Linked DNA regions of Homo sapiens: regions 2, 3, 4, 5 and 6 are each linked to region 1. The links are chromatin loops, found by intact Hi-C in ENCODE. Cell type or tissue: PC-3. All regions are shown on one strand. Region 1 has its middle 37 kb from the start of AGR3. Region 2 overlaps AGR2 (anterior gradient 2, protein disulphide isomerase family member). Region 3 overlaps TSPAN13 (tetraspanin 13). Region 4 overlaps LOC107986772 (a long non-coding RNA gene). Region 5 has its middle 35 kb from the start of AGR3. Region 6 overlaps BZW2 (basic leucine zipper and W2 domains 2).

Evidence for each region. A loop is a pair of places that touch in the nucleus more often than their neighbours do. Peaks named below come from ENCODE experiments on the same cell type or tissue, not always from the same donor. Only the 100,000 strongest peaks of a DNase experiment are listed, where the experiment ranks them.
Region 2: it touches region 1 in a loop (11-fold over the local background); 66 of 110 quality-filtered maps call a loop at or near these places.
Region 3: it touches region 1 in a loop (3-fold over the local background); 3 of 110 quality-filtered maps call a loop at or near these places.
Region 4: a loop joins it to region 1, with 2.1 times the contacts of the local background. A loop is called at or near these places in 2 of 110 quality-filtered maps.
Region 5: a loop joins it to region 1, with 5 times the contacts of the local background. A loop is called at or near these places in 4 of 110 quality-filtered maps.
Region 6: a loop joins it to region 1, with 11 times the contacts of the local background. A loop is called at or near these places in 80 of 110 quality-filtered maps.

What each region holds. Positions count from the first base shown.
Region 1 is chr7:16,916,632-16,920,631 of GRCh38, reverse strand. No RefSeq gene overlaps it. Among named protein-coding and RNA genes, the nearest start is that of AGR3, 37 kb to the right of the region's middle. In PC-3, a CTCF peak has its summit at 2,143 (motif pointing right); DNase peaks (open chromatin) are centred at 2,151 and 2,981; H3K4me3 peaks cover 1,758 bases; H3K27ac peaks cover 2,547 bases.
Region 2 is chr7:16,799,666-16,803,665 of GRCh38, reverse strand. It overlaps AGR2 (anterior gradient 2, protein disulphide isomerase family member), which reads left to right. Exons shown (of 8, transcript NM_006408.4): 2 at 1,863-2,008; 3 at 2,283-2,346; 4 at 2,463-2,515; 5 at 3,849-3,922. The coding sequence starts at 1,870. Among named protein-coding and RNA genes, the nearest start is that of AGR2, 3.3 kb to the left of the region's middle. In PC-3, a CTCF peak has its summit at 2,397 (motif pointing left); a DNase peak (open chromatin) is centred at 2,455; H3K4me3 peaks cover 838 bases; H3K27ac peaks cover 1,736 bases.
Region 3 is chr7:16,755,090-16,759,089 of GRCh38, reverse strand. The region is part of intron 1 of TSPAN13 (tetraspanin 13); the gene reads right to left. Among named protein-coding and RNA genes, the nearest start is that of TSPAN13, 3.3 kb to the right of the region's middle. RefSeq lists a silencer at 2,452-2,746. In PC-3, no CTCF peak of the experiment used is centred here; no DNase peak of the experiment used is centred here; H3K4me3 peaks cover 1,602 bases; H3K27ac peaks cover 482 bases.
Region 4 is chr7:17,138,183-17,142,182 of GRCh38, reverse strand. The region is part of intron 1 of LOC107986772 (a long non-coding RNA gene); the gene reads right to left. It overlaps LOC101927609 (a long non-coding RNA gene), which reads left to right. Exons shown (of 12, transcript XR_007060234.1): 10 at 3,818-3,891. Among named protein-coding and RNA genes, the nearest start is that of AHR, 160 kb to the left of the region's middle. In PC-3, no CTCF peak of the experiment used is centred here; DNase peaks (open chromatin) are centred at 1,552 and 2,572; H3K4me3 peaks cover 1,258 bases; H3K27ac peaks cover 4,000 bases.
Region 5 is chr7:16,844,983-16,848,982 of GRCh38, reverse strand. No RefSeq gene overlaps it. Among named protein-coding and RNA genes, the nearest start is that of AGR3, 35 kb to the left of the region's middle. In PC-3, no CTCF peak of the experiment used is centred here; a DNase peak (open chromatin) is centred at 1,502; H3K4me3 peaks cover 2,069 bases; H3K27ac peaks cover 2,763 bases.
Region 6 is chr7:16,693,972-16,697,971 of GRCh38, reverse strand. BZW2 (basic leucine zipper and W2 domains 2) reads right to left here. Exons shown (of 12, transcript NM_014038.3): 8 at 2,968-3,138; 9 at 911-1,057. Among named protein-coding and RNA genes, the nearest start is that of BZW2, 50 kb to the right of the region's middle. In PC-3, a CTCF peak has its summit at 2,140 (motif pointing left); a DNase peak (open chromatin) is centred at 2,161; H3K27ac peaks cover 641 bases.

The sequences.
Region 1 (4,000 bases):
GGGACACCAATTTCTGGGGACCAGGCCGCCACACTTCTCCACGGCTCCAGTGCCTACCATAACCCTGCACAGGGGCCCTCAAATGACTGCTGAACATTTGAACAATAGTAAAGTGCGTTCCATTTCTTCATGAGACACCACTGCGTTACTGCTAAGATTGGTTCTCGTGCTTCCATATTTCCCCATGCAGCCTTATAATAATCACTACACACCTGAGATGACCAGAGTAGGTTTTGATTTTTACAACTCTATTTTATTTTATTTTTGAGACAGAAGTTGTGCTCTGTCACCCAGGCTGGAGTGGAATGGCGTGATCTCAGCTCACTGCAACCTCCACCTTCCGGGTTCAAGCGATTCTTCTGCCTCAGTGTCCAAAGCAGCTGGGACTACAGGCGCCCACCACCACGCCCAGCTAATTTTTTAATAGAGTTGTATTTTTAATAGAGTTGGGGTTTCACCATGTTGGACAGGATGGTCTCAAACTCCTGGCCTCAAGGGATCCTCCCATCTCAGCCTCCCAAAGTGCTGGGATTACAGGCATGAGCCACCGTGCCCGGCCTGTTTTTAACAGCTTTGAAGAGCCTAACCACGATTCTCTCCTCTCAAGTCTTATCCTTATAATGCTATTTTAAAAAATCATTGGGGGCAAAGAACTTGAATAAACATTTCTCCAAAGAAGATCTACAAATGGCCAACAAGCTCATCCAAAGATTATCAAGGTCACTGAGGAAATGCAAATCAAAACTACATGCAGAGACCACTTTAAACCCACGAGGATGGTTATCCTCAAAAGAGCTTTGAGGAAAATGCAGCAAAACTGGAACTCTCATACATTGCTGCTGGGAATGCAAAATAGGGTAGCCACCACAGAAAAGTTTGATGGTTCCTCAGTAAGTTAAACATAGAATTACCACATGACTCAGGAATTTCACTCCTGCATATACACCCCCAAAAATTAAATAACAGGTGTTCAAACAAAAACTTGCACACAAAAGTTTGCAGTGGCACTACTTACAATAGCCAAAAGATGGAGATAACTAAAGCATCTGTAGATGGATGAATAGATAAACAAATTTTAGTATATATGTATATACACACAGTGGAATATTATTTGCCCATAAAAAGGAAGAACTAATACAGGCTACAACATTAATGAACCTAGAAAGTATTATTCTTTGTGAAAGAAGACACAAAAGGCTACATAATGTATGATCCCATTTGTATGGAATATCCATAATAGGCAAATTCATCGAGACATAATGCAGATTCGTGGCTGCCAGGGGTTGAGGGGGAAATGAGGAGTAAATGCTTAACGGGTGCAGGGTTTCTTTTTGGGGTAATGAAAATGTTCTGGAACTAGAGAGTGGTGATGGTTGTACAACATGTTGATGTACTAAATTCTACTGAATTGTACATTTTTTAATGGTTAAAATGGTGAATTTTATACGATGTGAATTTTACCACAATAAAAAAGATGATGGGAAATGTATTTCATGTGAGATCTTCCTTTATTTGCCACATGACTGATAGAGAATTTATTATATAACCATTTCAACTTATGGTTAGATATCCGAAATGCTGCGCTTGCCCCAAGTGGCTTTAGGGCTTGAGTTATCCCTTTGTTAGCAAGGGTACAATCTAGGGTATATAACACACAGATACCTGTATGTGTTCTCAGTGTCACACTCAAAAGTTCTTTCATGTGGGCCTAAAACTTATAGATTGTTTTGTAAAATGGAGTAAAAAGCCAACCAATGTCGTGTCCTGATTAATCTGATTCTGGGCTAAGCGAGAAAAACTATGCAACATTTAGAGTGATGTGAGTCTTTTATTTCAACATTTTAATGTGAGATCAAGATACCTTAAAATAAAGAAACTAATCCCTTGATAATAAGGGTTAGTCACTAAGTGGATTAAGAAGTTAATGATGACATCATTAGGGAATCATTTCTTTAAAGACAGTGACTGATACTTCAAAAGAATGTTACAGGTATTTGTCACCTAGCTCTTCAATAAAATTAAATTTCTCAGTTAAAGAAATGACAGATTGGCCCACCTTTGCTGAAAAAAGTAGAAAAGAACTCATAATTGTATTTCTTGCTTCTCAAAATATTCCAGAAGTGTTTTTATTTTCAACAGCAGGTGGCGCTGCCAACATAACTCTGAAATCTAAAAGCTGCCTGACCATTTTCTTCAAGCCCCTTATTATATAGGAAATACGGAATAATTCACTTTTTGAATCCACTTCATGCTTGAAATACATTTTACTATTCTTGGCATTAGTCGGGTATGTTTAAGGTTCTGAAATCCTAAGAAATTTAATTCAATTAACTCACGGAAACAGCTTTTAAAACATTACCTTCATTATTAACTAACATGGATAGGGTATTTTCTATGGGTAGGCACTTTACTACACCCTCACATCAGCTTTCTCTTTAATCTCGATAAATTTAAAGGGTATTATTTTCATTTTAAAAAGGAGAAAACAGATAAGTTATGTTCTCTGCCCAACTCACACATCTCTGCAAGGAGTAGAACCAGGATCCACTGAGACCTGACTCCCTCCAAGGCCCACATCCTCAGCCATGTCACCCCACATCACACATAGTGCCACAGTGCCCTAGGATTCCCAGCATTTTGGAAAGACATTCAAAGACAGGTTTACTAGATGAATATCAAGGTAGATAACCTGAAACCACTGAACATGCAGGTGGCCCTCATTCAAGCCATTTAGACAGGTAAGTTCATTTAACTCCTAAGCACCAGTTGTATTCAGAATTCAGTCAAAGCTTAAAACAAGTTTGACCTTATTTCTGTATGGGAAAAGTTAAGAGTGAAAGGTGATATTCCATTGAGTCAAACTGTCTAGGACAAAGACTTTGCACAATATTCAGAAAGGCACCCTGCAACACAGAAATCATGCCAACTCCATTTACTGTGTGAAACAAAAGGAAGCTAAACTTCAGCAGCAAAGAAGGGAGAAAGAAATAGGTTATTTGCGTACTTGAAATTTGACCTTTCCATGAACAGATAGTCGTTTGCTGTTATGACACTATTCTGAGTAAACAGTTTGATATATAATGCAAAAGTTGAAGAAAAAGGAAGTACAGCACAGCATTAAGTATTCTAAATCTTTCTGATAGACACATCCTACGTAAGGATCTATAAAGGTTATCTGTTTTTAACAAATTTAACACTATATGAGAGTTTTTTCTTCTCTCTAAAAAAAGTCATTAGCCATCTCACAAGTAAAGATAAATTGAGGACTGGTCAGAACCCATTGCTCCATTTTCTCATTCAGTCATTTGATACCATCACCCTCAGGAGGAGAAGGAACACTTCAAGCACATGATGATGGTTTTAATAAATTCAATAAGATTTTATTCCCAGGCACTTAGGATCAACCGTCATGGACTGGACTAGACTATGTTGTTTCTCTGGCATAATACAAAAACCAGAGTCCCTTTACTGGAAGCCACATCTGAACATTAGCCCTTGTCATTTTACCTTTTCCACAGCAAATCAGGACAGACCTAAGATGAGAGAAAGCTCTCTCAGGCATCCCCAGGACAGAGAGGCCTTCCTAAGCTCCTAAGCATGGCAGATCCCACAGGTCACATGGGAGGGAGCATAAGGACAAAAGCAACCCCAAGAGGCCCCAACACACAAAAGCATCGCTTCCAATTTATTCATTCTTCACACTGCGCTGCCCCCCGCCCAACTCCTAGCACCACGGCCCATCAGTTTTCTTCCCTTTAATACTATTTATGGTGTGTTGACTAAGCACAACTCATGTTGTATGCAAAACACAACTTTATTTTTTGCTTCCTGTCGCCTTTTAAAATATATCCAGTGGGGGTAATCTTTCTTTGCCCCAGGATAAACAGCATGTCCCATGCTTTTTCTGCTCATTCTTAGGTACATACATTTCTACATACATTGGAAGTTGCCAACAGACTAATTTCAAAAAATAAAACTTTCAGTACAAAATATAAATCAA
Region 2 (4,000 bases), 120 kb after region 1:
TAGAAAATGAACAAAGTATATCCCTGATTTTTGCTTACATCTTTTCTGAGTAAGACATTTTGTGCTTACATACTATGGATTAGTTAATCATTGGTCAGTTAAATACAAAACATCATTTCGATCTGGTAGCTTAGCAACACTTAAAAAAAAATCAGCTAATGCTTAGCAAAGGTTTCCACTCAAGATATTAGATTATGAAAAACTTCCTGCTTAACAATAGTAATTCCTTGCAGAGTTTATTTGACTTCATTCAAAACCATTCACCAATACTAGAGTTAGGTGCCGGGGTTTCATATTTCCTTTTTAGCACTTTTAGTGTTTGGTTTTATCAGAATCCCAAATCTCCAGCCTTCCATGTTACGGCCCCGTGGACAACCTTAGTGACTTGCTAGAGCAACTCACTTTGCTCCCTCCCTCCCTCCTCACTCACAAAACTTATCTTGCCATGTACTTTCCTTTTCATAGGCTTTAGTTTTTCCTGGGAATCAACTGTGGCATACCAGAAAGAAAAAGTAATTTAACTAAGATATCAGCTAGGCGTGGTGGCTCACTCCTGTAATCCCAGCACTTTCGGAGGCCAAGGCAGGAGGATCACTTGAGGTCAGGAGTTTGAGACCAGCCTGGGCAGCATGACAAAACTCCATCTCTACTAAAAAATACAAAAGCATAGCCAAGTATGCTGGCACGTGCCTGTAGCCCCAGCTCCTTGGGAGGCTGAGGAGGGAGGATCACTTGAACCCAGGAGGTGGAGGTTGCAGTGAGCCACGATTGTGCCACTGTACTCCAGCCTGGGCAACACAGTGAGCCCTTGTCTCCAAAAAAAGTAAATGTAAATTTTCTTAGCTACTAGAGTATGTATATCTATTTTCTCAAAATATATCTCTATTTATCTATTTCTATATAGATATATATATCTATATAGATAACTCTATATCTATAGAGATCTATATCTTTTTGTCTTTATCTATGTGGATCAATAGACAGCTATCCATACTATATACAAACAGTCCCAACTTACAGAAGTTTGACTTAATTTTTTGACTTTATGATGGTGCAAAAGCAATACACATTCAGTAGAAACTGTATTTCAAGTATCCATATAACCATTCTGGTTTTTACTTCCAATAGAGTATTCATAAAAATTACTTGAGATATTTAACACTTTACTATAAAATGGGCTTTGTGTTGGATGGCTTTTCCCAACTTTAGGCTAATGTGAGTGTTCTGAGCACATTTACGGTAGGTTCAGCTGTGGTGTTCAGTGGGTTAGGTGTATTACGGTAGTTCCCCCATTATCTGTGGGGGTTATGGTCCATGACCCTCAGTGGATGCCTGAAACCGCACATTAGTACCAAACACTACATATGCTATGTTTTTTCCTATGCATACATATCTATGATAAAGTTGAAATTATAAATTAAGCACAATAAGAGATTAATAAGAGCTAATAATAAAACAGAACAATTACAACAGTATCTTATAATAAAAGTTAGGTGAATTTGGTCTCTCTCTCAAAATATCTTATTGCACTGTGCTCACTTATTTTGGACGCGGTTGACCGTGGTTAGCTGAAACCGCAGAAAGTAAAACCCTGGGAAAGGAGAGACTACTCTGGATGCATTTTGACTTGCAATATTTTCAGTTTACAATGGGTTTATTGGAACATTACTCAATTGTAAGTCAAAGACCACCTGTATTCTTAGGAAAATCCCATGGAACAGAGCTATTTACGCCAATCTCGTATGTCCAGTCTCAGCAGAGCCTCAGTTTCTGGTATATTCCACCGTTGTGGGGCAACCTGCAGACCCTGAAGACTGCTAGTTCAATTTTGTTTACTGATTTTGGTTGGTTTTCCATACTAGAGTTGCCATGGAGAAAATTCCAGTGTCAGCATTCTTGCTCCTTGTGGCCCTCTCCTACACTCTGGCCAGAGATACCACAGTCAAACCTGGAGCCAAAAAGGACACAAAGGACTCTCGACCCAAACTGCCCCAGACCCTCTCCAGAGGTAGGAGTCAGCTTCTTGTTGGCTTCCAACTGCTACTTAATTGGAAAAGATTTCCTCTCTCTTGGTGCTTAAACCTGGTTCTAACCTGGTGCCAGGTTATTTTTGGTTGTGTTCCTTCTAGACTTATCACTGTTTATAATTATTTCTACTTTCTCCAGGGGTTTTTCTTCTTCTTTAGTATAGGGTCTATTATCCCAGTCTTTACCATTGCTTTTCAACAGCTTTGGGTCTGAATTTATACAAGCTTCAAATATACTGATTCATTTCATTCTAGGTTGGGGTGACCAACTCATCTGGACTCAGACATATGAAGAAGCTCTATATAAATCCAAGACAAGGTAAAGATCAGGATTACTCAGAGCTCCCTCAAAGCTCTCAAGAGCACCACCTAGTGACATCTAGATATATGTGAAATCTTACTCATTAAAATTTGTCTAATCTCTGTCTTTTAAAGCAACAAACCCTTGATGATTATTCATCACTTGGATGAGTGCCCACACAGTCAAGGTAATTTATTCTTCTAAGTATGATTTCCTTTATAGGCTTTTAGCCTTAGGGCCAGGGTTCAGATCACTCATGTTTGTATCTTTAGAACCACAGTTGCATTAAAGAAAGAATATTTTATATAGTAAAAACATATTTAAAAGTGACTTCAAATATCTCCACATTTTGTGATAACCATTGGTACATATTTTGAAAAACTAGTTTTAGGATTCATCTTCAACTTCTTGATTTCTCTTACAGTCCACATTCAATACACCAGCAAATACTGGCTTTATCTTCAAAATATATCCTTAAACCAGCACCAGCTTCACAGGCATGAAGCCTGTGCCATCTCACAGGGCCCCAAGCTTAGAAGGTTCCCAAACTTGGTTTAAACTTGGCTATCATTGTCTTAAAAGTCTTAGTAATTCTTCAACAAGGGGCTCTACCCTTTCATTTTGCACTGGGCCCAAATCCAACCACTTCCTATTGCCTCCATGCTACTGCCCTGGTCCAAGCCCAGATCAGATCTTGTCTAGACTACCATAACAGTCACCTAACTGGCCACCCTACAGCCAGTCCACACAGAAGCCAGAGTGAGGCTGGTAGACATAAATCAGATTCCATCACTCACGTGCTCAAGTGGCTTCTTATCACAGAACTAAATCCAAATTTCTGATCACAACCTATGAGGCTGACATGATCAGGCCAATGGCTATCTCTCCCTTCCTACCACTCTCCTCTTGCTTTCTTCACTCTCTCCAGCCTGGCCTTCGTGCTGTTCCTCCCACAGGTGAGCTCATTCCCACCTCACAGCTAGTGCTTTTGCAGTTCCCCCTGCCCACAGTGGCCTACCCCAAAATGGACCACTCCCTCACTTCAACGTTAGCTCCTCAGGAAGATCTGCCCTGACCACTCACAGTTTTTAAACCCTTTGCTTTGCTTTATTTTTCTTCAAAGTACATATCTCTACCTGAAAGTATCATCTACTTATTTCTTTGTTTATGGTTTGTCTCCCACACAAGTATGTGAGCTCTGTGAAAAAACACATGCTTTTTTTTGTTCACTGCACCATCCCTAGTACAGAACACAGTGCGTAACACATGGCAGCCATTCAATAAATATGAGCTGGAGAAAAAAATGAATTGATGAATGAATGGATGAATGAGTGAATAGAAAGCAGAGGTAGTCAATGCCATAGATATTACTTCACTAATCATTTGCTAAAAGGCCAAAGTAGAATACTGTATTTAAAATGCAATTCAATAAGTAAATAAAATGCAATTTAACTGAAAATTGAACAAAGCTTTTAACCAATGCTAAGATGGATGCTTAATGATTTTTCTTTATATTATAGCTTTAAAGAAAGTGTTTGCTGAAAATAAAGAAATCCAGAAATTGGCAGAGCAGTTTGTCCTCCTCAATCTGGTTGTAAGTTTCCTTTTCATCATTACTAACATTTCTCTATGGCTCATTACTTGAAATGGATGATTCATTTTTCCTATACAT
Region 3 (4,000 bases), 160 kb after region 1:
CTCCGCTTTATTTTTCTCCATAAAACTTGTTTACCTTCTAATACGATATATAATTTACTTACTTATTTATCATCTGTCCACCCCCATAAATATAAACTCCATGAAGGCAAGCCATTGGGATTTTGTTCACTGCTATTGATGCTCAATTAATATTCATTATTAGAATAAAAAACAGAAAATAACTTGGGCACATCTCAAACTTACATTAGACTCACAAATAACCCCAAACAGTTACAATTATAATACAATTTTACAGGAAGTAGATTCATTCAAGAGAAACGGTAGAGGAAACCCACAGACACGTTTGAAAGGTTGGCCAATTATGTAAAAAAAAAAAAGGGTATTACAAGAAATATTCGATTCTACAGTGGATAAATAAAAGTAATTCCTACTTAATATTACTACTTTTTAACCTAATGCCAACTTTCATGCTTTAAAATATTTAGCTGTGCTTCTGCACTTAACCTTGATCATTGCAGACTAAAAGTAACAAAATATTGTTTTATACGAGTTTTCTTTATGCAAGTTTTACCTGTGAAGAATAGCTGGAAAGAAGAAGCCAAGTCTATAAATTCAGCAAAATTCAACTTTTTCCACCTGAAGCTGTAACAACTTAATTTTATTTCTATTATACATCTAAAGCATTTATATACTATCTGATTTTATCCTTACACAGCTTCATGAGGGGACGACTGAAAAATATCATCACCAATTTATATATGAAGAAACTGAAACTCAAAGTAAGCTGTTTGTCTAGTAACAGAGTTGGAAAAGTTTCAGTTTTCTTCATAAATCCAGTGATCTTTCTTCCCATAATTTGTATGGACATATGTTTTTTATCTAACAGATTAAAAACAGAATTTTCTTCCCATAAATTGTATGGTCGTATTTTTTTATCTAACAGATATGGCACACTTTATCTACTATAAAATGCATCCCAGGCCGGGAGCATTTTATAGTAGATAAAGTGCTCATGCTTGTAATCCCAGCACTTTGGGAGACCGAGGCGGGTGGATCGCCTGAGGTCAGGAGTTCAAGACCAGCCTGGCCAACACGGCGAAACCCCGTCTCTACTAAAAATACAAAAAATAAGCTGGACATGGTGGCGGGCACCTGTAATCCCAACTACTCAGGAGGCTGAGGCAGGAGAATCGCTTGAACCCAGGAGGCGGAGGTTGCAGTGAGCCAAGATCGCGCCATTGCACTCCAGCCTGGGCAACGAGAGTGAAACTCCATCTCAAAAATACAAATAGAAACAATAAAATGCATCCCAACTTCAGAGGTGATAAAAATATAAATTAAGGTGTTTATGAAGTAATTCAGTATAATTTTTATGCTGCATGAGAATTTTTCTCAAAACAACCAAAAGTATAAGGAAAAAGAATCACGAAAAAGAGAAAGAAACAAACATGGAAAGATGTTATAAGAATGAACACACACAGGAGAAACAAAACTGCAACTTCTGAAATTTCCCTCCTGATTTTAAAACTGGCAGGGCAACTCTTAAAAAGTCCCAGTAAATATATGTTTGGTCATATTTTTCAGTTTGGTTCTATTTAACAAAGTCAGCTACCTTTTTTTTGGTTGTTTGTTTTTAATAGAGCTTTCTTCTCTGGTTAAGAAGCACAAGGAGACACATTATAAAGCTTCAAAATATTACGTATTTTAATACAAATTTTATTTCATATTTTCTAAAATTTCCCACAAATCACTAAGCATAATTTTCAAAAGTTTTTTTCACTACTTGTCAAAATCTTTTCAGCCTAAAATATTCCTATAAACTATTAAAAATAAGTCATTTTCCCAAATCATTTTCATTTTTATGTATATCCTAAATGGTATCAAAAAGACCCACACACTATTTCTACATTTCCTTGATTCAATCACACCTCCTTTATTCCCCCAACTTCTCTAACCCACAAATATCTGCCACAGTCCTAAATTTTATGGTACCTAAAGTCAGTATATTCCTTATACGCCATTTAATTTTCCCATTCCATGTCTCTCATCTAGATCCTGTCTTCACAATGCATTTGCCTTTATAGGTATTTATTATTTCCCACAGTTCTCAAAAGAGTGCACACAGTAGACAAAAGTTTATTGACTGAATACAATTCCTGAAAACATATGTATAAAAGGTAGTAAATAAAAAAGAGCCTTCATAAAAGCACATTGATTTTTACGCCCTGTTTGGTTTGCTGCTGTATTTCCAAACTGAGAACAGAGCCTGGCACACAGTAGGCACTCAATAATTGTTGAATGAAGAAACTGAAAGTTTCTTTAAATGCAGGAAGCTCTGAGGCAAGTCATTCTCTTAGAATACTGTGAAGGTGAATTCAGGAATGTAGCTTCCCCCTTTTCTTCTATATTTACAAACTGTTAACACATACTACACTAATTTAAGCTTGTCCAGTACTGGCGATCCTATTAACTAAAATAATCAAGCCATAAACAACAAGAAAAATCAACTGTTAACATTTTGCCTAGTGATCAAATTTCCTTGTTTGGGACTTCCAACTTGTTTTTAGTGACATGCTTTCTGAGCTGATCATGAATGTGGCACGAATCTCAGGCTCATCAGCAAGCCACCAGAGCATGTGGACAGTTCAGCTGATACAGTCCTAAGTTCCTCAGTAAAATGCTTCAACACAGCAATGATGATGTTTCAGGCATCTGCCGTTCCCATATGCAATCCTGGTTTAACCAACACTTTTAGAAATGACCTCAAATGTAATCCTGTAGCGTTGAGCACATTTTAGAGGCAGTGACCAGGGTGGGATTAGAACCTACAAAGAATGTTTCTATTCATGACTTATAGAGAAATGTCTCCCAAGTCTTCATGCTCAATCCCATCCCCAACTGCCTCACATTTTTTTCATCTTAAAATGTTGAGAAAGAGATCAGGGGAGAAATAGAAGCTAAATAATGGCCATGGCACATTTTCAGCATCTATCTAAGACTTGATCCAACTTTTACCTGTCACTTGCCTCCACTTTAAACTGCTGCAGTTATTTAAGCCTATTTACAATGTAAAAGAAGCAAGCAGCCACTAATTCATTTTAAGAAATGTCCCTTTGTCTAAAAAGTCTATGATTTAAAAGGGCTAGCCATTTTTATTGTCCCGTGAATTTCCAATTCATTAAGTTTTACTGCATAGCTATTAAAATCAATAGAACACACACTTTGAAGGTCAATAATTTAGAATAGATATTAAATAGTCTTAATATGTCCCTTTAGAATCACCTTTCTTTCGCCTCACTTTCCTGATATACTCTAAATACAACTAAAAATGATGTCTAGAAAGCAAGGAACTTCATTTTAAAATAACTTGCCTTTTTAAAAAAGATTATACATTGATATAGACCCTTCAGTGAAGTAAGTATGCAAAGTAGACATTCCACTCTGTGTAAGCAGGCACTGTAAGACTAAGTGTCTGGCAAACAGATGACTAAATCATTGGCAGAAAAAAAACAGAACTCAGGTCACAAAATAAGGAATTTAAAGTTCCAAGCAGGCCACTCACACTGATTTAAAAAAAAAAAAAAAAACCCTAGAGAACTGGTCAGCATTTACTTAATAAACAGCCAGGGTGATAAGCATACCTCAGGGTGATACAGATGAATTTTGATCTGAAACTTGACATGTATCTCCAAGGAACTGTATCACCAGGTGTTCTAAAATTTTTTTCCCAAGTCTACTATTAATGACCATGTTGACCAGATTCTTACTAACTAGCCATAAAAGCGTACTCAATGCCTGTTTCTGTCTTGCCTTCAAAGCTTGCAGTCATGTTCACATACAAAGGAACAGTAAAGGTAAAATGACCCAACCTCCTTCTCCTGTTGGTGACCACAAGGCAGCCTCTCTATTCCAAGGAGGTAATCTAAGCTTGCACAGATGGCCTAGCTCTCTGCTAATGCAGGGGTGCTGGGTTTGTTTTCAGGGTGGGTGCTGCAAAGCGCCAGGTATATTTATAGAAGGGAGCAAGACTACTATGGAG
Region 4 (4,000 bases), 220 kb before region 1:
AAACAAATCTAATAAATACATTCATATTCTTATTAAGTATTTATTAAACATACACAATAGTTCAACATATGCCTAGATGATAAACATATGGCAAACATGGTTCTAAAAGAAAGAAAGAAAGAAAGAAAGAAAGAAAGAAAGAAATCACTAACACATTCATTTTCCAGATAGAATATACCTTTAATTATAATTTGCAAGAACCTAAGAATATAATGTCAATATTGTAACCCATCAGGCAGTAAAAAAATTGATACTAAGGTTTCTAAAATGCCATATGGTTAATTTTATGAAATATGTTTGCATCAGAAATTTCTTTTAAATGGAATTGACTGTGGTAATTGACCACTGTTAAAATGGTATATGATGCATAATTTTTTTGAGACAGACTGTCATTCTCTCGCCCAGGCTGGAGTGCAATGGCACAATCTCGGCTCAATGTAACCTCCACCTCCCAGGTTCAAGCAGTTCTCCTGCCTCAGCCTCCTGAGTAGCTGGGACTAAGATGCATGCCACCACACCTGGCTAATTTTTGTATTTTTAGTAGAGACGTGGTGTCACCGTGTTGGCCAGGCTGGTCTCGAACTCCTGTCCTCAGGTGATCTGCCTGCCTCAGCCTCCCAAAGTGCTAGGATCACAGGTGTGAGCCACTGCACCCAGCCTATGTTGATTATATTTCTAAGCAAATCTAAAATACATTCATATTCTTATTATTTATTGAACATACACAACAGTTCAGCATATGCCTAGATGATAAACATATGGCAAACACAGTTATCTAAAAAAAAAAAAGAAAGAAATCACTGACACATTCATTTTCCAGATAGAATATACCTTTAATTATAATTTGCAAGAGCCTAAGAATATAATGTCAATATTGTAACCCATTAGGAAAATAGTTCGATATGACATATTTTTGCATCAAAAATTACTTTTAAATGGAATTGACTGTGATAATTGACCATTGTTAAAATAGTATATGATGCATTTTTTTTTTTTTTTTTGAGATGGAGTCTCACTCTGTCACCTAGGCTGGAGTGCAATGGCACAATTTCGGCTCACTGCAACCTCTGCCTCCCAGGTTCAAGCAATTCTCCTGCTTCAGCCTCCAGAGTAGCTGGGACTACAGCTGCATGCCACCACACGCAGCTAATTTTTGTATTTTTAGTAGAGACAGGGTGTCATCCTATTGGCGAGGCTGGTCTCAAACTCCTGACCTCAGGTGATCCACCAGCCTCGTCCTCCCAAAGTGCTGGGATTACAGGCATAAGCCACTGCAGCTGGCCTATGATACATAATTTTAAAAGCTGCCTCATTTCATAAGGAAGGCCATGTAATACATAGTTTCTGATCAGCCATCTAATTATTACTAGAAAGCAAAGTTTATAATGCCAGTCAATGTGGAATTTAAGTCTAAGTATTTTCCTAATTATATATCTCTATATATTGAAGTTAGATACTAAGGTTTCTAAAATGCCATAGGGTTATGATTAAAACTAATAACTATATTTTCTGTGACACAAGATGACTCAGGGGCTCTCAGACAATAGCTACTTTGTCTACATTAGTGGCCTCATCATTTCCATTAAATAGCTATTTACATTGTGAAAATGTATGCCGTGATATAATGGCTAGAAATGCATTTGTCTGTTAGAATAAGAAAATCTCTTCTGTAGTAGAGCACTGTCATCTTTATAATCCTAGTGAAAGTCAAATAAAATAAACAGCATCTACTTTAAATCATCTAAGCATAATGTTAGTATTCTGCTGTAACAGAAAAAGGAACTGTTGCATCAGCTATAAATCAAACACCTTCAAGATTCCCATCTGCATTTTTTCAATTTAAAACACTACATTTTACATAACATTTTGGAAACTGAAACGCCAGTTAATTAGGTTCATATGGAATCTATTTATCTAAGTGAGAATTCAAGTCGAACATATTAGAAATAATACTGTATGGGTATAAATGTAGAGATGCTGTTCTTTATTGCTGGCCTCCTCCTTTTCACAGGAGAGATTACTTCAGTAGCTACTGAACTACAGGCATTCTCACTGTTTTAAAAAAAATGCTCCATGAATATATTTTGATGATAGTTATATTCTAGTAAACAGCCTAGAAAATAGTTGTTTTCCAAAATTTAACATTGTCCAGCCAGACACATTCTTAGCAGCACCCAAGATTTTTTTCCACTAAGTGATGGAATATTTGTAAATACTGTTCATGCAGAGTTTATTGCAGCTACAATTCTTAGGAGCAAATAAAGTTTGCCTTGTAGCAAACTGTATTGCCTTGAGGCTCTCTTCTAAGGGGGAGCTTCATGACATCTTTGCCAGAATTTTCCAAGGAAAAAGGAAGTATTTTTTGGGATAGGAGATATAGGCCAACAAAGAATAAGGAGGTTTTTGCTTTTTGTGTTACATTTGCTTCCAGTTGTGGTAGAAAGTCATAGCGCCTTCCTGGAACAATATTTTATAGGACATTGGTGACATTAGATTTTCTGATAGTGTTTGAACGACTGTCCTATAAACTTTCATCAAAAGTCAACCACATTTCCTGTTTATTCATTCACTCACTCATTTATTCATTCCACAAACATTGACCCTGTTACAAGAGACAAATTAGTTAATATCCCTGCCCTGGGAGAATTCAAACTCATCTGTATTCTTTTCCTGTAATCTCTCTTAGCAGCCCAACCAGGCTTTTAAGACATTAGGAGGATAAGAAGCAGTCTCAATTTAGTCCCAACCTGTTAGATCCAACCACAAACCATGTATGTTAAGGTAGTGCTCAGTTTTACAGTCACCTTCAGGAAGCAATTCTGAGAATTAGCACTGTATAGTTTAAGAAACGTTGATTGTTTTTGATGCTTCAGTAAAATAAGCCTCAGAACTGAAACTGAGTCATGTATAAAAATTCAGGTTTTACAGTCAGAGTGCCAGGTTGATCTCACCTATAACCTATTAGCCATTTCTTCTGACACACTCAAGGTCAGGCTTTCTCCTTTCACTTAGACACTCAAACTTCAAACTAATGTGCACAGAGTCACCTGATAAAAAATATGGATTTCTGGGCCCCATAGCTTATGAAGTGAATCATAATCAAGGGTTGGGCCTAGTCACAGTCATTGGCTTTTTTATTTGCTCCAGAGACAAGTATGCACACTATCGTTTGAAATCTAGACCTAGAGAGACAACTGAGATGACCTCTTAACCCAATCATGTTAATATTTCATCCAATTTGCCTTAGATAGCTTTGTTAAAATAATCAAAAGTCTTTGGTGGCTATTTTTAAGGACTTCAATAAATATAGATCTAGCCAAATTTTTTACTTATTGCTTACTCCTGACCTACCCCAAACCTGTGCTGGATTAGTTCATGTTTCTTAACTATCACTATTACCTCCCCGCTCTAGCTTTGCTCAGCATGTTCCCTTCTTCTTGTCAACTTTTTAATCAGTCCAACCCAAATGGTCTCTCCTCCTTGAGACTTAGCCTGGTTCCCTCAAGGAGACACACTTTCTCTTTCCTTTGAGGTCATCAAACCCTTTATTTTATGATAGTGATCATATTTTACCTTATAGTTACATTTATATTTGTCATTCTCCCTTTAGACTGTAAAGTTCTAAAGTAAAGAATATCATGTCTTGCTGTAGTTGATAATATGTTCAACTGAAAAGTAGAACAATTAATGCTCTTTTCATCTTTGATGTTAGCAGAAATCATCTGTATGTTCTGCTGCGATCAAAGACTAAGCATTAACTGTTCTACATCTCAGGTGAGTATAAATTAAGTATAAATTGTGCTTTTATTTATTCCAGTCATCTCATGATCAGATATGTTGCCATTTATAGGATGTTTGTATTCCTGCTTTTCTCCAATATACTAAATATTGGTAGGTATACTCTATTACGTACTTCTCACTGTTTTTTTAATGTATAATGCTTATGAAATCTTGATATAAAGGAGAACTGTGAAAGGATTGGGAATCAGGGAATTCATGT
Region 5 (4,000 bases), 72 kb after region 1:
TAGATGCTGAGGACTCCAAAAGGTAAGAGAGGCAAGGATTGAAAAACTGTCTATGGGGTACTACGTTTGCTACTTGAATGATGGGATCATTAAAAGCCCAAACCTCTGCATCATGCAACGTTACCCATGTAGCAAATCTGCACATGTACCCCCTGAATCTAAAATAATAAAAAATTGCAGACTAAAGCACTATACCTCAAACGAACAGGTTTTGCTTGATTTGCTTTCATACCTAGATTCGGCAAATAACATGTAGAAATTTGTCTAAATCACCCAGGAGTCTTAGACAACCAACTTTCAAAATCTAAAATACGATAACTAGTGGATTTCTTGCCTTCATTTTGTATTAGGGTTTTCCCAAAGAATAAACTCAGAGGCAAGCCCTTCAGGGGAACGCTTGATGTGTTATGGTGAATCTGAAACTTTTGTCCTCTAAAGAGCCTTTTTTTTTTTTTTTTTTTTTAGAGACAAGGTCTCACTGTCACCCAGACTGTAGTGCAGTGGCACAATCACAGTTCACTGCAGCCTCGACCTCTCAGGCTCAAGCCATCCTCCCACCTCAGCCTCCCTAGTAGCTGGGACCACAGGTGCATAGCCCGATGCCTAGACAATTTTTTATATTTTTGTAAAGACAGGGTCTCGCTATGTTGCCCAGGCTGGTCTCAAACTCCTGGGCTCAAGTCATCCTCCCGCCCCTGCCTCCCAAAGTGCTAGGATTACAGGCATGAGCCACCATGCCCAGCCAGGAGGGCTTCTTTTAAAAGCGATAATAGCTACTTCAGAGAACAAGCCCCCACTACAAATTCATTTTCCAGATTCTATAAGCTTCCTGTTGAGTGGCAAGAACAAATATTTCAGGGAGAATTCTAAGGTATAGTATCAGTCGAATGTCTGTCAGTTTAAAATGGGGACTTACGGTCATTTAAAAGATAAACTAGCATGAGGATGGCTTGAGACCGGGGGAGCAGAGGTTGCAGTGAGCCGAGATCACGCCACTGCACTCCAGCCTGGGAGACAAAGTGAGGGTCCATCTCAAAAAATAAATTAAATAAATCAATAAAAAGTAAAAGATAAACTACTATGAGCAGAGTGTCTTTTTTTCTACCCTGCTTTCAGTACTTGCTAGGAGTAAGGTGATGAAGATCCCTTTCTTGCTCAGTTAATGTGACAGCAGTCATGCCTGCTGACATAACCGCGGAATGCCAAATGACCTATTCATTCATTTCATTCCTTGCACTAGAACATCAGAGCAGAGAATCCACAAATGCACCCACATATCCAAAGCTGATGGCATTTTGGCCTCTTTCTGCCCCCATTACTGTGAAAAGATTTCTCCAAGGGAACCTGAAAGTAATCTTTGTGGGTTGCAGCAAACGTACACACCCTTTTGGAATTTTATCAGGCAATCTTAGCACAGGGCAGCTCAAACAAAGCAGGGCCCCACAGCGTCAGTGGCCTTCACTTAAGCACTAGAGGAACACAATACCAGCCTGTAACCGTCTCCTTACAGGTGGGTGTTGGCTCATTTTAAGCAGATGGTGGATTTATGATTCTAATGTGCCGTATATTGCTCAATGGACAAATATTTGCACTGGACCAGAATAAATAAAAAAAAATTCTTCAGCTTAGCTTCCAAAGAATATCAGAAGTTTTAGGACACCTCAGCATTTGAACATTATAGGAAGTGAGTGAATAAGCCGCGACTCCTATCTTTCCTTTTTCTTCTGCTTCAAACCTGCCCTGAAAAATGAAAGAAAATGTTTGGAAGGCACAAGCATAGTGAGTTATATTCAGGAACTGCTATGTTTCTCCCATTGAGAGAACTCTTAAAAATGTACAGTATAAGCATATTTTAGCTCTAACAAAAAGATTCAAGTTAAATTTCCAACTGGAACCAGAAAATGGAGCCTATCTACTTTCCTTCCTCTAGTAATTTCTGTTGTTTCTTTCCATAGTATGACAGGGGTCATTTTTTTCCCCCAGGTGTGAATGTACTCATGAAGAAATCTGAGTAATGCTCAACAGGTTTAACAAAACATTAGTTTCACATTACACCTTTAGGGCAAGGGTATCTGCTCTGTCTCTTCTTTATGGGCTTTTTCTTTTTGTTTTTCATATACTTGTCGAAGAGCTGGATATTTTTATTTGATCTTGTTTCCCTGCAGAACTTGAAAGGGCTGCACCACTGCCGAGCTATGGGACAGATGGATTTCAACAGAGTGATGACATTATGGGAAGCACATTAACCTTCTCCAAAGCAGCAACAAAAGAAAAGCAAGATTCAATCACTGGAATGAAAAACTATTTCACAAATTCAGTGAATGTTTTAAGTCCTCTAAAATTTGGCATTTTGACTTTTGGAATTAATGAGTAGGAAAATTTATTTAAAATGAATATTCCCCCAAAAAGAGAAGCCATTTGAACCCTAAACTCTCTCATCCAACAGAGCTAGCAAATTAGATTTAAGAAGAAAGATAATTTGATTCCTCTGAGTTTCTCTACAAGGAAACATCAATCAGAGTGAAAGAAGAATACACACTTTCCAAGGAACTTCTTGCATTTCCCTCCAGGAGGAAAGTCCAGAGAAATAATTGGGTCTTTTAATCCTCCGAGAATGGTCTCCAATGGCTGGCACTAGGACCAAAAATCTCAGCAACCACGGGGAGATGGCAGTGTGGTAAGACATGGGGGAAGGTGGAATAAAAGAGAAACAAAAGAGATGGGTATCTGCAAGAGATGTGGGAAAAATATTAGGGACAAACAGACACACACGTGTATACACACACATTCATTGTTCCCCTCTCCCCTCTCTCTTCTACAAATTTGAGAGAATTAAAGGAGAAAAGGAAAGACACTTAAGAGAAATGAGGCTATGAACTATGGCATAGATCTCCATTAATGTTCTTTGAGAACTGCAAGTAAATATGGGAATATTTTCAATTCTTTTTATTGGATAGAGCCTTATAGTGCCTGAGAGTTAGTTGAATTAGAATCATTACTTTGGTAAAATGTTCTGCTTACTTTATTTATTTATTTATTTATTTATTTATTTATTTATTTTTCTCTGAAATATATGGACATATAAATGACATTCTGCTTAATTATGATTCATCATTCATGAAATATTATCTTCAAAGCATAGATATTAGAACATATCTGTCTTAAATATAAAACATGATTAAATTATTCTTTGATTATATACATATCTTTCACTCCCTACTCAAACTCTCATCAGGATTCCACAGTGTTAATACCCCTCTTGAAACAATTCCTCTTTTTGTTACTGTAACTCTCCATCCTCCATTTCCCAACTGCCTTTCTGGCCAATTTTCCCTAATCTCGTCCCAAGCTCTTCTAGTCAACCTCCAAACTTTGAAGTGCATGAGCTCTATCCCAGGCTCTCCTTAACTCTTTATCTACAATCTCTCCATGGATTACTTCATCTCATTTCATTTATTTAAAACCCAATTACATGTTGATGTCTCGCAAACCATATCTTCAGCCTTGATTTCTCCACTGAGTCACACACTCATATATAAAACTATATAATTGGCATATCCTCATCAAAGAAAAACAGTTCTTTTACACTTTAACATATCGGGAACTGAAATCCTTGTTTTCCACCCATGCCCAAACCAGCTACTCCCATTTCAGTAAATGGCATCATCTTAATTTTTTAAACCAAAACCTTCCTACAGTTTTGGGGAGGTCATCCATGATTATTTGTATTCCTCGTTTCCTAAAAACAACCCTTTAACAAGTCCTGTTGGTGCTAGTGCCAAAATATATTTTTTTCTATATGTGTTTTTCTCTATTTGCAATGTCACTAGCCTAGGTTTAATCACTACTCCCTTACATACATTACTACAATGACATCTTACCCTTTCTCCATGCTCTGGTTTTTCCCTTTGTGAGTCAATAGATACCTTTATTATTTAAACTAGAATAAACTTTTTAAAAATGGCACAAGGGCAATGCCATTCCCTGGCATAAAACCATT
Region 6 (4,000 bases), 220 kb after region 1:
AACCTGGAGGGTTGCTTAGAAAAGACTGACTTTCAGGATTGACACCTTTTATCATCATATTGTGCCCAATGGGGTGAGGGGAACAGAACAGTAGGAACAAAGCAGTATAGTCGACCTGTGAGGGAACTGGGAAGAAGATTCACATTTTTTCAATGGCAGAGCCACAGTCCAATAATACAATGGATATTCTATGAGGATATGACCTCATTTTCGAAATATCCCTTAGACATAGCAGGCCAGCAATTATCTTTAATATAGGCAGATTCTCATATTTGGTCTCTTAGTGGGTACAGGGAAGGAATCTTGATGAGCTGCTGGGATAAAAAGCATTCATTTAGAAATATCCTTGACTTTCTGACACTGAGGCATAGCCATTGTTTTTCTGAGACTTACTCAATTCAATACTTATCTCTTCCAAAGGGCCTTCCCTGATCAAAGTAACATGGACAGTTTACTCACTGCTATGTTCTCATGAACGCTGGGTGCAAACTTGGAAAAAAATTAGGAAGTATATGTTTAGTCTGAGTCTAGGGTAATTGTAGTTGGAACCCATTTGTCATACTCTCAATTAAGACAAATTTGGGCCCGGCGTGGTGGCTCATGCCTGCAATCCAACACTTTGGGAGGCCAAGGCAGGAGGATAGCTTGAATGCAGGAGTTCAAGACCAGCCTGGGCAACACAGCGAGACTACATCTCTACCAAAAAATGAAGAAATTAGCCAGACGTGGTGGCACGCGCCTGTAGTCCTAGCTACCTGGGAGGCTGAGGAGGGAGGGTGGCTTGAGCCCAGGAGTTCAAAGTTGCAGTGAGCGCAGATCGTGCCACTGCACTCTCAAACAAACAAACAAACAAACAAAAAAAGCTGCAGTTTGCCCTTGGCTGGGTCAGTTCCTTGCTAAGGGCTGTTACCTTCAGGTGCTTCAGAGCCTGCTCTGCAACAAGTTCTTCCTTCTTGTTCCACTCAACAGCGTTCATTATACATGTCCACAGAAGACCAATCACTGCTGTTTCTGGAAGATCATTCCTCTTCATTTCTTCTTTGACATAAAGCACCACCTACATTACATGGAAATGGGGTCAGAAAGTAACAGGCAGATGGAGGGCTCCCATCTCCCCGCTAGCTGCCCAGTCAATCAAGGTTTTGGGGCAGCTAAGAAACAATCTGCTTAGCTTCTCCTTTCCTTGTCTGCATTCTCAGACTGGAAGAGGGAGAAAAACTATAATGATTTGTTCTCAAAGCAAATTTATTTTTAGTCCCAAAATTAATAGGCTTAGCTCTGGCCAGGAGCTGCTGGATAATGTGGAGTAAGAGAGGATTTTTGTTTCCTCATAGAGAAACCCCTTTGAGTCTAGTAGAGTAGGGATACTTGAGCCAGTTTGACTTTTTGGAGATTTAAAGAAGGCAACAGCGTTGTGAACTTTTATCCCATCCCTAAACTTTAAAACCTCTTGATGGATACCATCTTGGGTTTGTACAGGTCCATTCTCCACAATTTATTCTTCAATGATTACTTTTGATGATCCTTATGCCCCATCTCAGTGAAAAGTTAATTTGTAAATAAATTGTAAGTGCAAAGGCAATTTTTAAATTTCATATACATCAATTCAGCAGTATTCAGCAACTTATTTTCTCCTTTGAATTATGTATAAATATGCAAATTTATACTCAACCCTGAGAGTATGGAATATAGGCTTGCCTAAAATTTATTTGAAAGGCTTTTTCCTTTTAAAATAAAATAATAAATAGAGGTTTGGGCCTCAGAAGTGATTGAAAGTCATCGTATATCTCCAGCATACTACTTTGTGAGTAGTAGTAACACCTTTTTTTTCCCTCCCTTTTCTTTTTTGCTGGAAACACATTGCTTTCTTGACTTCTGGCCTGGAGTGTAGAAATGCCAGCAGTGACTTGAGCAGCCTTCAAAAGCAGAAGGAGCCGGGCAGTCCCAGTCCCTGTGCTGGCTGGAGGAAGCCACATAAAAGTGTGACATCCTGGCATCTACAAGCATCACAAGGCTTTTTATGTTTGCTTCTTTTCCCCATGGAAAATAATGTACAAATTCTTGCTTGGAGAAATATGATTAAATATACTGCTATCCTTAATACCATGAGACTTAAGAATATTTGTCATTCCAACACCTCCACCTGCTGGATAGTATCAGTCCTACATTCTCCAGGCTTCAACCATGTGAGCTGCCAAGCAGGGCTTGGAGCATGGAAGGAGGTGTGGGTCAGGCATTTTAGAGCACGTGGAAAAAAAGAAAGGACGCTTTATATTAATTTTTAAATTGTTGCATGAAAGATTTTAAAACTTCAAATAGAAAGCTCTCTCCAGATACACTAAAAATAAAAAAAAGATATAGTCATTGCTTTGTGAACTATAGCATGTATATATAAACTATGTATATGCGTATTATAAAAAATATAGCTTTTACATTATAGGGAAACACAGCTCTTCCAAGTGTGAGTGGGATTAAACAAGTCACTGATCCAACTAGTCTTTTCCCATGACAGGAATTCAAACTTTTTTCAAATAAAAAGCCTGTTACATATTCATACAGAGTGATGAACAAAAAATCCAGTGTTAATTCCAAACACTAGACAAATGCTTAATCAGGTTAGATAACCTGCAACAAAATTTTAAAACTACCATATAATGGGCTATACTGATAGTGGATGGTCAAATCTCTTTGACAGATGAAATATTTTGAAAATCATAGCAGCCTGGTAAAATAAGTCAGTTGTGTGGAAATCACTATTAATTTCTGGACCATCCTAGAGTGTTAACAAAAATGGAGGATTCTAAATCAATACTTTGAAGCTGAGTTAATTTAAATGGTAGGAATAAGTGGACAAAGTTTACAGCAATAAGCATAGGACAGACTTGTTAAGGAAAGCCTTTGCTACACAGCCCATGTAATTCCTCTCATTCATGTGTATTGAGGTGATGTCTGCCCGTGGTCTCCCACCTCCTTGATCGGGCATTCCTGAGAAAGACGCTCCTGGAGCTCCTTCTGCAGTTCCTTCCTGGTGCCCAGGGACTGCTGGACTCGGAGGAAGTCGGAAAGCTCCTTAAGACCTGCGTCAGTGAAGTATTTAGCAAAATGATCCACACTCTGTCTGTTAACTGGAAAGAGTTCCTGAAAAAGGGAAAAAAGACTGCTATAAAACAAGCCATTCAAATTTCAGCAAGCATAAAGGACAAAAGTCTTCATTTCACTTAGAATATCTCACATTTGGAAGAAAAGAATAAAGACTGTTTTACAAAACAACAAATCTCTGGTATATTTACTGAGCTAAACATCTTCTGAAATCAGGCAGTTTCACAAAGAAAAAGAAAAAAAGGGTAAGCAATTGAGATAAACTTGGACCCTACTGTGGCAATACTGAGAGATGAGGCTTTTAAAGAGTTACTGGATTATAAGGGCTCTGCCCTCATGAATGGATTAATCCATTCATGGATTAGTGGGTTATGTTGGGAGGGGACCTGGTGGCTTTAAAAAAGAGGAGGGGAGACCTGAGCTAGCACACTCAGCCCCCTCGCCATGTGATACTCTGAGCCTTCCTGGGACACTGCAGAGTCCCCACCAGCAAGAAGGCCCTCACCAGATGCAGCCCCTTGACATGGGACTTAGCCTCCATAACTGTTAAGAAATAAGTTCCTTTTCTGTATAAATAACCCAGTTTCAGGTATTCTGTTATAAGTAATAGAAAAGGTCTAAGACACCTACCCTACCAACTCTAGTTTATTACATAATTCTGATGGAAATTTTCAAAAAGAGCAATATACCATAGCTGCTCTCATATTTTCACCTCATTTCCATTTTACCCTACACAGTTTGGCAGAATCTCAGTAACACTTAGTCATGATCTAATCCTGGGTGAGTTCAACTCCCATCTATGAAATTAAGATGATTTTCAAAGTTCTCACATTTTTCAGACTGCTGCAGGGTCTAAAAAATATATCCAAGCTTTTGTATTGGTTAGACTTGCATATATATG